Regions from separate parts of the Homo sapiens genome. Here region 2 is linked to region 1. Evidence: read pairs that join two places in POLR2A ChIA-PET (ENCODE). Cell type or tissue: Panc1. All regions are shown on one strand. Links, peaks and the distances in the headings refer to the core of each region. The heading gives the core; the rest is flanking DNA.

The links. ChIA-PET counts read pairs that join two places held together with the same protein. Peaks named below come from ENCODE experiments on the same cell type or tissue, not always from the same donor. Only the 100,000 strongest peaks of a DNase experiment are listed, where the experiment ranks them.
Region 2: POLR2A ChIA-PET joins it to region 1 with 5 read pairs; 2 of 35 experiments call an interaction of 5 or more read pairs at or near these places.

The regions. Positions count from the first base shown.
Region 1 is chr6:157,992,156-157,997,313 of GRCh38, forward strand. The region is part of intron 1 of SYNJ2 (synaptojanin 2); the gene reads left to right. Among named protein-coding and RNA genes, the nearest start is that of SYNJ2-IT1, 6.4 kb to the right of the region's middle. In Panc1, for the core only: no CTCF peak of the experiment used is centred there; no DNase peak of the experiment used is centred there; H3K27ac peaks cover 1,401 bases.
Region 2 is chr6:157,892,221-157,897,378 of GRCh38, forward strand. SNX9 (sorting nexin 9) reads left to right here. Exons shown (of 18, transcript NM_016224.5): 5 at 4,607-4,778. SNX9-AS1 (SNX9 antisense RNA 1) reads right to left here and starts at 662. Exons shown (of 2, transcript NR_183542.1): 1 at 473-662. In Panc1, for the core only: no CTCF peak of the experiment used is centred there; no DNase peak of the experiment used is centred there.

The DNA.
Region 1 (5,158 bases), core at 451-4,450:
ATGTACAGTTAAATTATATAGTCACCATGTTGTGCTATCAAGTACCAGTTCTTATTCATTCCTTTTATTTTTATTTGTTTTACTCATTAACCATCCCCACCTCCTCCCTAGACCCCCGCCGCTACCCTTCCTAGCCTCTGGTAACCATCCTTCTATTCTCTATGTCCATGAATTCAATTTTGATTTTTAGATCCCACAAATAAGTGAGAATATGCAATGTTTGTCTTTCTGTGCCTGGCTTGTTTCTTTTTTTTTTTTTTTTTTTTTTCCTTTTTTTTGAGACAGAGTCTTGCTCTGTCACACAGGCTATAGTGCAGTGGTGCGATCTCGGCTCACTGCAACCTCCGCCTTCTGGGTTCAACCTCCCAAGTAGCTGGGATTACAGGCACCCACCACCACACCCAGCTAATTTTTGTATTTTTAGTAGAGACAGGGTTTCACCATGTTGTCCAGGCTGGTCTCGAACTCCTGACCTCTGGTGATCCACCCGCCTCGGCCTCCCAAAGTGCTGGGATTACAGGTGTGAGCAGGTGTGAGCAACTGCACTCGGCTGGCTGGCTTGTTTCACTTAACATAATGACCTCCAGTTCCATCCATGTTGTTGCAGATAACAGGATCTCATTCTTTTTTATGGATAAATAGTACTCCACTGTGTATATGTACCACATTTTCTTTATCCATTCATCTGTTGGTGGACACTGAAGTTGCTTCCAAATCTTGGCTATTGTGAACAGTGCTGCAACTAACATGGGAGTGCAGACATCTGTTTGATATACTGATTTCCTTTCTTTTGGGTAGATACCCAGCAGTGGGATTGCTGGATCATATGATAGCTCTACTTTTAGTTTTTTGAGGAACCTCCAAACTGTTCTCCATAGTGGTTGTACGCATATAGTACATATAGTACATAACATATATAACATATGTATACTACATAACGTATATATAGTATATAACATATATAGTGGTTGTACTAATTTACATTCCCACCAACTGTGTACAAGGGTTTCCTTTTCTCCACATCCTTGCCAGCATTTGTTATTGCCTGACTTTTGGATGTAAGCCATTGTAATTGGGGTAAGATGATCTCTCAGTGTAGTTTTGATTTGCCTTTTTCTGACGATCAGTGATGTTGGGCACCTTTTCATATGCCTGTTTACCATTTGTATTTCTTCTTTTGAGAAATGTACATTCAAATCTTTTGCTCATTTTTTGGATCGGATTATTAGATTTTTTTCCTGTAGAATTGTTTGAGCTCCTTATATATTCTGGTTATTAGTCCCTTGTCAGATGAGTAGTTTGCAAATATTTCCTCCCATTCTGTGGGCTGTCTCTTCACTTTGTTGATTGTTTCCTTTGCTGTGCAAAAGCTTTTTAACTTAATATGATCTCTTTTGTTCATTTTTGCTTTGGTTGCCTGTGCTTGTGGGGTATTGCTCAATACATTTTTGCCCAGGTCAATGTCCTGGAGGTCTTTCCCAATGTTTTACTGTAGTAGCTTCATAGTTTGAGGGCCATGGCATTCTTAAAAACATAACTTTCATTCTTGCATAGCTTTTTTTTTTTTTTTTTTTTTTTTTAAGTAACCTGGACTGTCATTTGGCTAGGGAGGCGGGAGTTTGTGTGTCTGGAAATGTGTGGGTTTTTTTTTTTTTTTTTTTTTTTTTTTTTTTTTTTGGGACGGAGTCTCGCTCTGTCTCCCAGGCTAGAGGGCAGTGCAGCTACCTCGGCTCACTGCAAGCTCCGCCTCCCTGGTTCACACCATTCTCCTGCCTCAGCCTCCCGAGTAGCTGGGACTACAGGCGCCCGCCACCACCCCTGGCTAATTTTTTGTATTTTTTAGTAGAGACGGGGTTTCACCATGTTAGTCAGGATGGTCTCGATCTCCTGACCTCTTGATCCACCTGCCTCGGACTTCAAAAGTGCTGGGATTACATTACAGGTGTGAGCCACCACACCCAGCCAGTGTGTGGTCTTTTTTATCTGTCTGTTTAAACTGTCTGTTTTATATGTTGCATGAACCCCGCTTTACCATGAATCTTATCAATGACTGATAAATATTGTCTATTGGAAACATTCTCTTTAAGAGGAGGTGACCGTTCTCTGCAGCTCCTGCTGATTCAGCAAAGCTGAGGTCAGGTGGAGCCAGCTGGGCAGAGATGAGTGATTAGAAGGCTGTCATTGGCAGTGACAGTCCACGTGCTCCAGGGCAGAACAGTGACACTGGCTGTCACAGTCTGTTTCAACAATGGAGGTTGTTTGTTTTTATTTAAATGATGTGAATAAAGAAAGGAATCTTTGAAAACTAAGGCTGGAGCTGCCCAGGCCTGAGCCAGGCCCTTGTAACAAGGCCCTTCTGGGTGGGGGATCTACCTCTCTTTTCACCTGGACCACCTGGCGGTGGGTGGCGAGCTCAGAACCACAGCTGGGTGGAAAATGGGAGGGCCAGCAGCGAGCTGCAGGAATGGAATTCCATGATGGCATCTCATGTCTCCAGAGTGGACAGACAGAAGCTTGTGTTTTCATTTCAAAGGGCATCTGCCACGCCCTCCAGGCAGACCACATAAATGGCATTTTTGGGTGAGGCCTGAGGGATTCTGTCTGGTGGTATACACTGATTTTAACCAGAAGCAATAGATTTGGGCTCTTTTTGACAGGGGAAGATAGATGAGAGATGATTTCCATGAGGATGTTGAAAATATTGGCAATTCTGAAGACCCCAGGGAGTCCCAGGGGGTTCCTGGCCAGGAGCGCCCCTCCATTGCCCTGCACCACCTTGCTTTCCAGGCTGTGGCTCTGTGTGTCTGAATCTACGGCATGGGGGCACTTCCTTCTAATTCACAGAAGAAGCTATATGGGCCCCAGACTGCCCATCCTGCTAAAACTGGCAAAGGCCTTTTCCCAGCCTGAGCAGTAGTGATTCAGCCAACTGCAGAAGTGGTATTTGGAGCTCACCCTTAAAACATAAAGCAAGTTATGTTCAGACTATATACAGGCAATGAGAAAATATGATGAAATATGACTGCGTATGAATAGCCCCAGACTTCTAGGGCCTTTGAGTGTGTCTGTCTTGGGCAACATCTTCTCCTTTTAGATTTCAGGCTCAGTTTACTGTCAGGAAAATTAAGTTGCTGAGAGCGTCTCAGAATTTTGGCTTAAAAGAGAATATACACCTGGAACAAAGACTTGAGGGGTGCTCCTATTAAAAAAAACAAACAGTGTGTGAGCTTCAAAGGAGCACCTTGAAACTCCAGTTCCATCACATCCACTCTGCTGGGCCCTCCTAGGGCAGCTCTCTGTCTTGTGCCTGCCTTCTCTTCTGAACACTCCTAAGGTATTTTGAGTGCGGAGGATAGGATCATACACTCAGGAAAGCCGAGAGCTAGATCCTGAAGCATCTGTGCGGGAAATGCCCATCTGTGCCTGAAATGAGCATCTGCGAGTGAAGTGATCCCATGTCTGGGATCTGTTTGGCATGCGCCAGGAGACAGACGGACACATGCATGCACACACACACACAGCGGGGACGGGGAGTTGGTGAAATAAGAGTGGGAAAATGTTGACACCTCCGTGAGCCGGGTGACAAGCTGCTTGGTGGTTCACTAGACAGGGAGTTATAAATTGGCCGCTTTTCAACATCGACAGATAAAAATCAATAGCCTTCCCATAATGCCATCATTAATCAATTAGAGTCTGTAATGGGAAAAGCAGATGCCACTCCCCCACAGTTTCTGGGAATAAACAAAGTGTATAAGGCCTAAAAGAAGAAAGCTATAGAACTTGACTGAAGCCCACATCTGTGGAAAGGCATACTATGTTCTTGGAGTGGGAACATCAACACTATAGAGATGGCAGTTCCTCTCCAGTTAATCTGGAAGTGCAAGTATCGATGAGTAAATCCAATTAAATTCCAACAAGAGCCTGGTCTAAAATGTAACAGGCTGATTTTACAGTATCGCTGGACTCCCCCTACATCCAAACTTATTCTTACCTTCATTCTCCCATTTTGGTTAATGGCAGCACCATCCAGGCAACTGCTGGTAATAAAAGCCTGTGAGTCATTCTGACGCCCCTTCCTTCCTCAGCCTCATCCAACCTACCAGCCAGTAGTGAATCCCACCCCAAAACAGATGGTGAATCCCACCGAGTCCCCCGGTCATCGCTGCTACATCGAGAGTGCAGCCACTGCCCCATGTGCTTTCCTGGTCTGCTTGGCAGCCTTTGAACTAGTCTCCTGGCTCTTCCCCTGCTCCCCGTATAGGGATCTGCTTGAAGCTCACACAGCCCTGATCCTCTGCCCCTGCCTCTTTCTCCACCCTCATCTCCCACCATTTCCTGGGCTCACTGCATTCAGCAGCCTGACTTGTTCCTGCTCAGAATCTTCACACCCACCTGCATGCACTCCCTCCCCCAGGTGATATGGTTTGGATCTATGTCCCCACCCGAAGTCATGTTGAAATGTGATCCCCAGTGCTGGAGATGGGGCCCAGTGGGAGGTGATTGGGCCATGGTGGTGGTTTCTCATGAATGGTCAGCACCATCCCCCCTGGGGTTATCATTGAAACAGTGAGTTGCCACAAGATCTGATTGTTTAAAAGTGTGTGGCACCCACCCCACCCTCTTGGTCCTGCTCCTGCCATGTAAGTTGCCTATTCCCACTTTGCCTTCCACCATGAGTAAAAGCTCCCCGAGGCCTCCCAAGAAGCAGATGCTGCCATGCTTCCCGTATAGCCTACAGATCCATGAGCCAATTAAATCTCTTTTCTTTATAAATTACCCAGTCTCAGGCATTTCTTTATAGCAGTGCGAGAACAGACTAGTACACCAAGGGTTGGCCTGGCTGCTGCTGCCTCCGTCTCCCCACCTACCCCACCCCCCCCCACCCAGCTTCGTGACTGCAGTAAGACCTTCCTGACCTCTGTGGCTGGAATACCCTGCAGCCCCCACACACCAACTGTCTCTGCCCCATGCCTGGTTTCCTTTCTTCTTGGCGCTTATCACTGAAATTACCTTATGTGTGTGCTTACGTGGGTGTCTTCTGTTGTCCACTGCAAAAATGCATTGTGGGTTGAATTGTGTGCCCCAGAAAAATACATTGCTGTCCTAACCCGGGATACCTTGCAATCTTATTTGGAAATAGGGTCTTTGCAGATGCAAT
Region 2 (5,158 bases), core at 677-4,676, 100 kb before region 1:
CCAAGGGGATTTGGGAGTTGAGAGTGAAGAAGGCAGAGATCGACGTATGGGAAGGATGGGTTCAGAGAGAAAGCCAGTGATTGGTTACAGTTAAGAGGGGAAGGGACCTGCCAGGGCAGTAAAAGGCCATCTGCTGAGGGACTGAGTCCGAGGGCCGTGACGGAAGCTGCAGGAAAGATCTCCAGTTGGTAGGGTTTTGAGAAATGTGTTATCAGCAGGAGTTGGGTTGAAACAAGATAAAGAGAGCGTTCCAGGAAAAAAAAAAACAAAACCAAAGAGATAGAAACAAACATAACCACAAAGATTTCATAACTTAGGTGGAGAGCTAAGATCACATACATAACCAACTAGTATGACAGTTACTACACACCTACAAATTATTGACCAAGTGATTTTCAAAGAACAATTATTTGTTTTTGCCCTAATTAAATGGATTTTAATTTTTTGAGGACACTTGCTATGAATAGTTCACCTCCAGGTTTTTCCTCCATCTTGATGAAAATCCTTCCTGGCCAGTTTGCTAAGACTGAACTGTCTTCTGGAAGGCCCCAGCGAACATTCACTCTCCTGTTCTAGCTCACAGTCCTGTGTTCCTTTGTGATGTACCTCACTTAGCTTCTGGCAGTCTTCTGAATCCAGACCACTCACTTCTGAACTCTAGCCCGAGGTTACACAGCGGAAGAGAGGTAGAGCTGTTAACGGAATTCCAACTCACTAGGCTCTTGACTGTGGCCCTCCGAGCCCCTCCATTTCACAGCCGGTCCTTGATGGAAACCAGGCTGAGGCTGCTGTACCAATGATAGTCTGTCCCTAGTGTCCCAAACTTTGGTACTTTTTCAAGTTCTTATTTGAAAAAACTTGTAACTTAGAGTTTGGAGGACACGGAATATATTGCTAAATAGGAGAATAAAACTACATTTCCTTAAAGAAAACTGTAGAAGGAAGGGTTTCTCTTAGCTGAAGTGTGACTGCCAGGCCCTCAGCATGATTGCCTTCATTTCCAGCGTCCACTGGGGTCATCTGAGAGTCCATCCCGAAGCCGAATGTCACCTTGTAAAGCTGTGTGTTTGAGAAGTCACAGTCTTGTGGATGAAACATCTTTCTCCTGTTAGTATTTGACATAGAGTAAAATAACAAGTAACTTCAGTTTTTTCCTTAGAGGTATATAGGGCAGTAGAATGACATCATACTTGCACATCAAAAGCATGTAGTCTGTTTTTGATGCACCTGGCACGTGACAGCCAGCTGTCTGCCCCATGTGTCGGTTGGTGAAGAGTCAAAACAGACCAGCCACTAGGGTGTCTGTCCTACAACATTAGGGGCTATATTAGACAGGGTGGGTAATTTTCTTGCAATTATATTTTTTTCTTTTTTTAACTAGCACCATTTGTGTGTGTGTGTGTGTGTGTGTGTATAAGACTCAAATAAAGGGGAAGACTTGCTATTTCATGTTATGAAATAGATTCAGTACTGAAATATTGTGGAGTGAAAGGCATGAATAATTTTAATCAATTTTCTATGAATTCAGTAAACAGTGATTCAAATGAAAATCAGTATTTTAACTCAACATTCTAATGTGAAAGTTCAGATTGTTTTAGTTTAAATATTAAGCTGATGCTAAAGTTTATACATAAAAATAAACAGCTAAGAGATGTTATGCTAAAGTATTGATGGTTTTTCTATGAAAGTGTGGTACTAGTACAAATAGATCACTAAGAAACAAGAGAGTCCAGCTATAGACCCAAATCTGATATGTGATGAAGGCGGCATTTCAAATCATGGGGGAAAGATGGATTGTTCATGAAATGGTATTAGGGTGACCGACTGAGGACAAGATGTTCAGCTGGATCCCTGTATCATTTCTTTTTCTTTTCGCTTTTCTTTTCTTTTTTTTTTTTTTTTTTTTTGAGACAGAGTCTCTCTGTGTCGCCCAGTCTGGAGTGCAGTGGCGTGATCTCAGCTCATTGCAATCTCCGCCTCCTGGATTCAAGCAATTCTCCTGCCTCAGCCTCCCAAGTAGCTGGGATTACAGGCGCCCACCACTACACCTGACTAATTTTTGTATTTTTAGTAGAGATGGGGTTTCACCGTGTTGGCCAGGCTGATCTCAAACTCCTGACCTCAGGTGATCCTCCCGCCTCGGCCTCCGAAAGTGGTAGGATTATAGGCATGAGCCACTGTGCCCGGCCCCTATATTATTTGTTTTACTTAACTCAGTTCCAGACAGATACAAGATTTAAATGTTAAAAAAAAAAAAAAAAAAAAAGCTAACAAAAAACTGTATTTGCCTCAAGGGTGGGATGGTGGGGGCAGGGCTAATAGGTGCTAAGTGTACTCTCTACTGGAATATTCTTTGAGATTGGGTGCCATCTATTTCCCATTCCAAAAGTTTATTTGTAAGATTAATAATTAAACTATTAAATTACTCAAAGGAATTATGGGAGAGAAATACTTTTTAAAAAGAAGTATGAAAGTCCCTTTCTATGTAAGACAAAACCCCTCAGCGTGACAGTTGTCAGAATGTGGGAATGTTATTGCATTCTCTTTCAAAAGCAATTTGACAAAATCCATCGGTTCTAAATACACAGTCTCCTTAAGCCTAGCATTTTTTCTTCTGGAAATTTCAGAGACCTTTTGGATTGCAGTTTTCATCTAAAGAACCACCAGGATGGCTGATTAATAGAAAGGAGAGGTTTATAGGCAGTAACATTTTACAGACTGGGAAGAGACCTTCTCTGGTGTGTGCTGAAGATGAAGGGACACATTGGGTTTTATGCCTCACAGGGCCTGTATCACACTAGAGTCACATATATTTAGGAGTTTGGGGGCAAAGCGATACGTATGTATGAGAGGAGTCAAGAGCATGTGCAGTAGGTAAACATATGTAACATCCATCCTTGTTGACTTTGAGGTGAGATTTTAGCATTAAAATGAGGTGGAATTGGGCTCTTTATGTGAAAAGGTGAACTGTGGGACACAGTTTGTGCACAGCCTCAGCGAGCTGCTGAAACTGGCTTTAAGGCCTGCAGTTGCTTGTCAGAAGAAAATGTTTCTAAGGCCAGTCCTCTGCCCAGTCAGAGTTGTCTTGGTCTGGGTTGTAAATCAGAGTTAGGAGGGGTCTGATAGGTCCTGTTCTTAGTGAGTTTAGAGCCCTAGTAATTTAAAAAGTTGCTCTATTCCCTTAACCTTAGGATCCATCTTAGTTGATAAAGCAGTGTCTGTTTTGGTCTGTCCGATCACATGGTATTATAGTACCCAAAGACTGAAAACAAGATAAATGAACATCAGCATATACTGGTCAAGTTGTAGGAAATATATACAATGGAATTTTATGGAGACAATGTGAAAGAATATTGTGTCCATATGTGCTGATGTACCTTGCAGAATGTTTTATGCTGTTAAGAGAAAAAAAAAAAGTACCGAGCAAAAATAATACAATTTAGGCCAACTTAGTGTTTAAAAACAAAAAGGATCTATCTCTGTCCATGGGATGTTTGAGTAAGTATATACAAGGAATTTGTTAGTAGCATGAAACAAAAATTATAGTAGGCCATTGTTTCAGAGTTCCTGCACTAGGCCCCAGCAGACCAGGCCAAACCAGAATGGAGTTCCTTGTGCTAGATGCTCCATAGTCAAACTGAAACTTGAAGGAAGCAGATAGGTCCCAAAACAAACTGATTTTTTCTCGAGAACAGGAGATCCCAGTCTACCTGAGTTAGCATAATAAGGAGTCCCCTCTGCTTTAACCCTTACGAAAAAGTAACCTGAAGTAAACTGATGTTAACCATCAACTTTTTTTCTGTTGTTCTATTTCCTTATTAACCCATCCTTAAAAACCAAGTGTTCTGTTAATGCCCAGTGGGAGTGCTCGTTCTAGATTGTAGGAAGGAGGCTGCCCAGATTCATGAATCTCAAGTAAAGGCCAAGTCGATCTGTAACTGAATTTGTTGTAATTTTGTGTCTTTTGACAGTAGTAGTTCCTTAGAATGACTAGCATCTCAGGATGTTAGGCGTATTTCTCAAATTGCATATACTTTTATTGTTTGAATTTTTTTTATTATACATGTATTCCATTTCAAATTAAAAAGCCTACTTAAAAATACAACAGATCGCTATAAAGCAGTTAGAAATAGGTCCTCATGTTGAGTGGGAAAAAGAAAACTTGCAAAGAGATACATACAGTATGACATCCTTTAGGTCAATTTTAAAAATATAAAGCAGTTGTTTGTGAATGTGTACATGTGCAGCTGAAGTATGAAAACACACATAGGAATGGATACAGGTTCAGAAAAGTAGTGGTTACTTCTGGAGAGAAAGAAAGAGAGGGCTGTAGCTGCATCTAATAGTTTCTTTGTTGCTGTTTTCAAAGTTCCTAAGCAAATACGGTAAAATGTGTTCACATCAGTAAAATTAGATTGATGCTACCTTTTGTGCTTTCCTACATGTTTGGAAATTAAAATATTATGTATGTAAAATTGTTTTGAATACATTTCTATTAATTGTTTTTAGTACTCCTGTTGTATTCAATTGTGTCAGTTCATTATTGAATTGAGTCATGGTTTCCAAAAGTCACAAAAATTCTCCTTCTTTTTACCCCTCTCAATAGGTTGGCAGTGGCAATGACCCCTGGTCAGCCTGGAGTGCCTCCAAATCTGGGAACTGGGAAAGCTCAGAAGGCTGGGGGGCCCAGCCAGAGGGGGCTGGAGCCCAAAGAAACACAAACACTCCCAACAACTGGGACACTGCCTTCGGCCACCCCCAGGCCTACCAAGGACCAGGTGAGGAGAGGGGTGCAAGGTCCCACCCTGCCCGCCCATGGCTGAGTGGGAGAGACAGGGAAGACCGAACTGTTTTTGCTGTTCCCACACTCAGCACAACACAGAACAGTTTTGTGACCACAGCATGGGAAGGGAGGATTGCCCCACCCACCAAGCAGCTGTGCAGCAGACACCAGCTGAGTGTCCTACAGTCATGACACTGTCTACCTGGAGTCAGATCAAGGGGGTTCCCACCACTCCCACCTTGGGTTCAATTAATCTGCTGGAGCGGCTCACAGAACTCAGGGAAACACTTTACTTACTACTGTCAGTTTATTACAAAGCTCAATTTACAGGATGCAAATAAAGAGCCAGATGAAGAGATGCATAGGGCGAGGCAT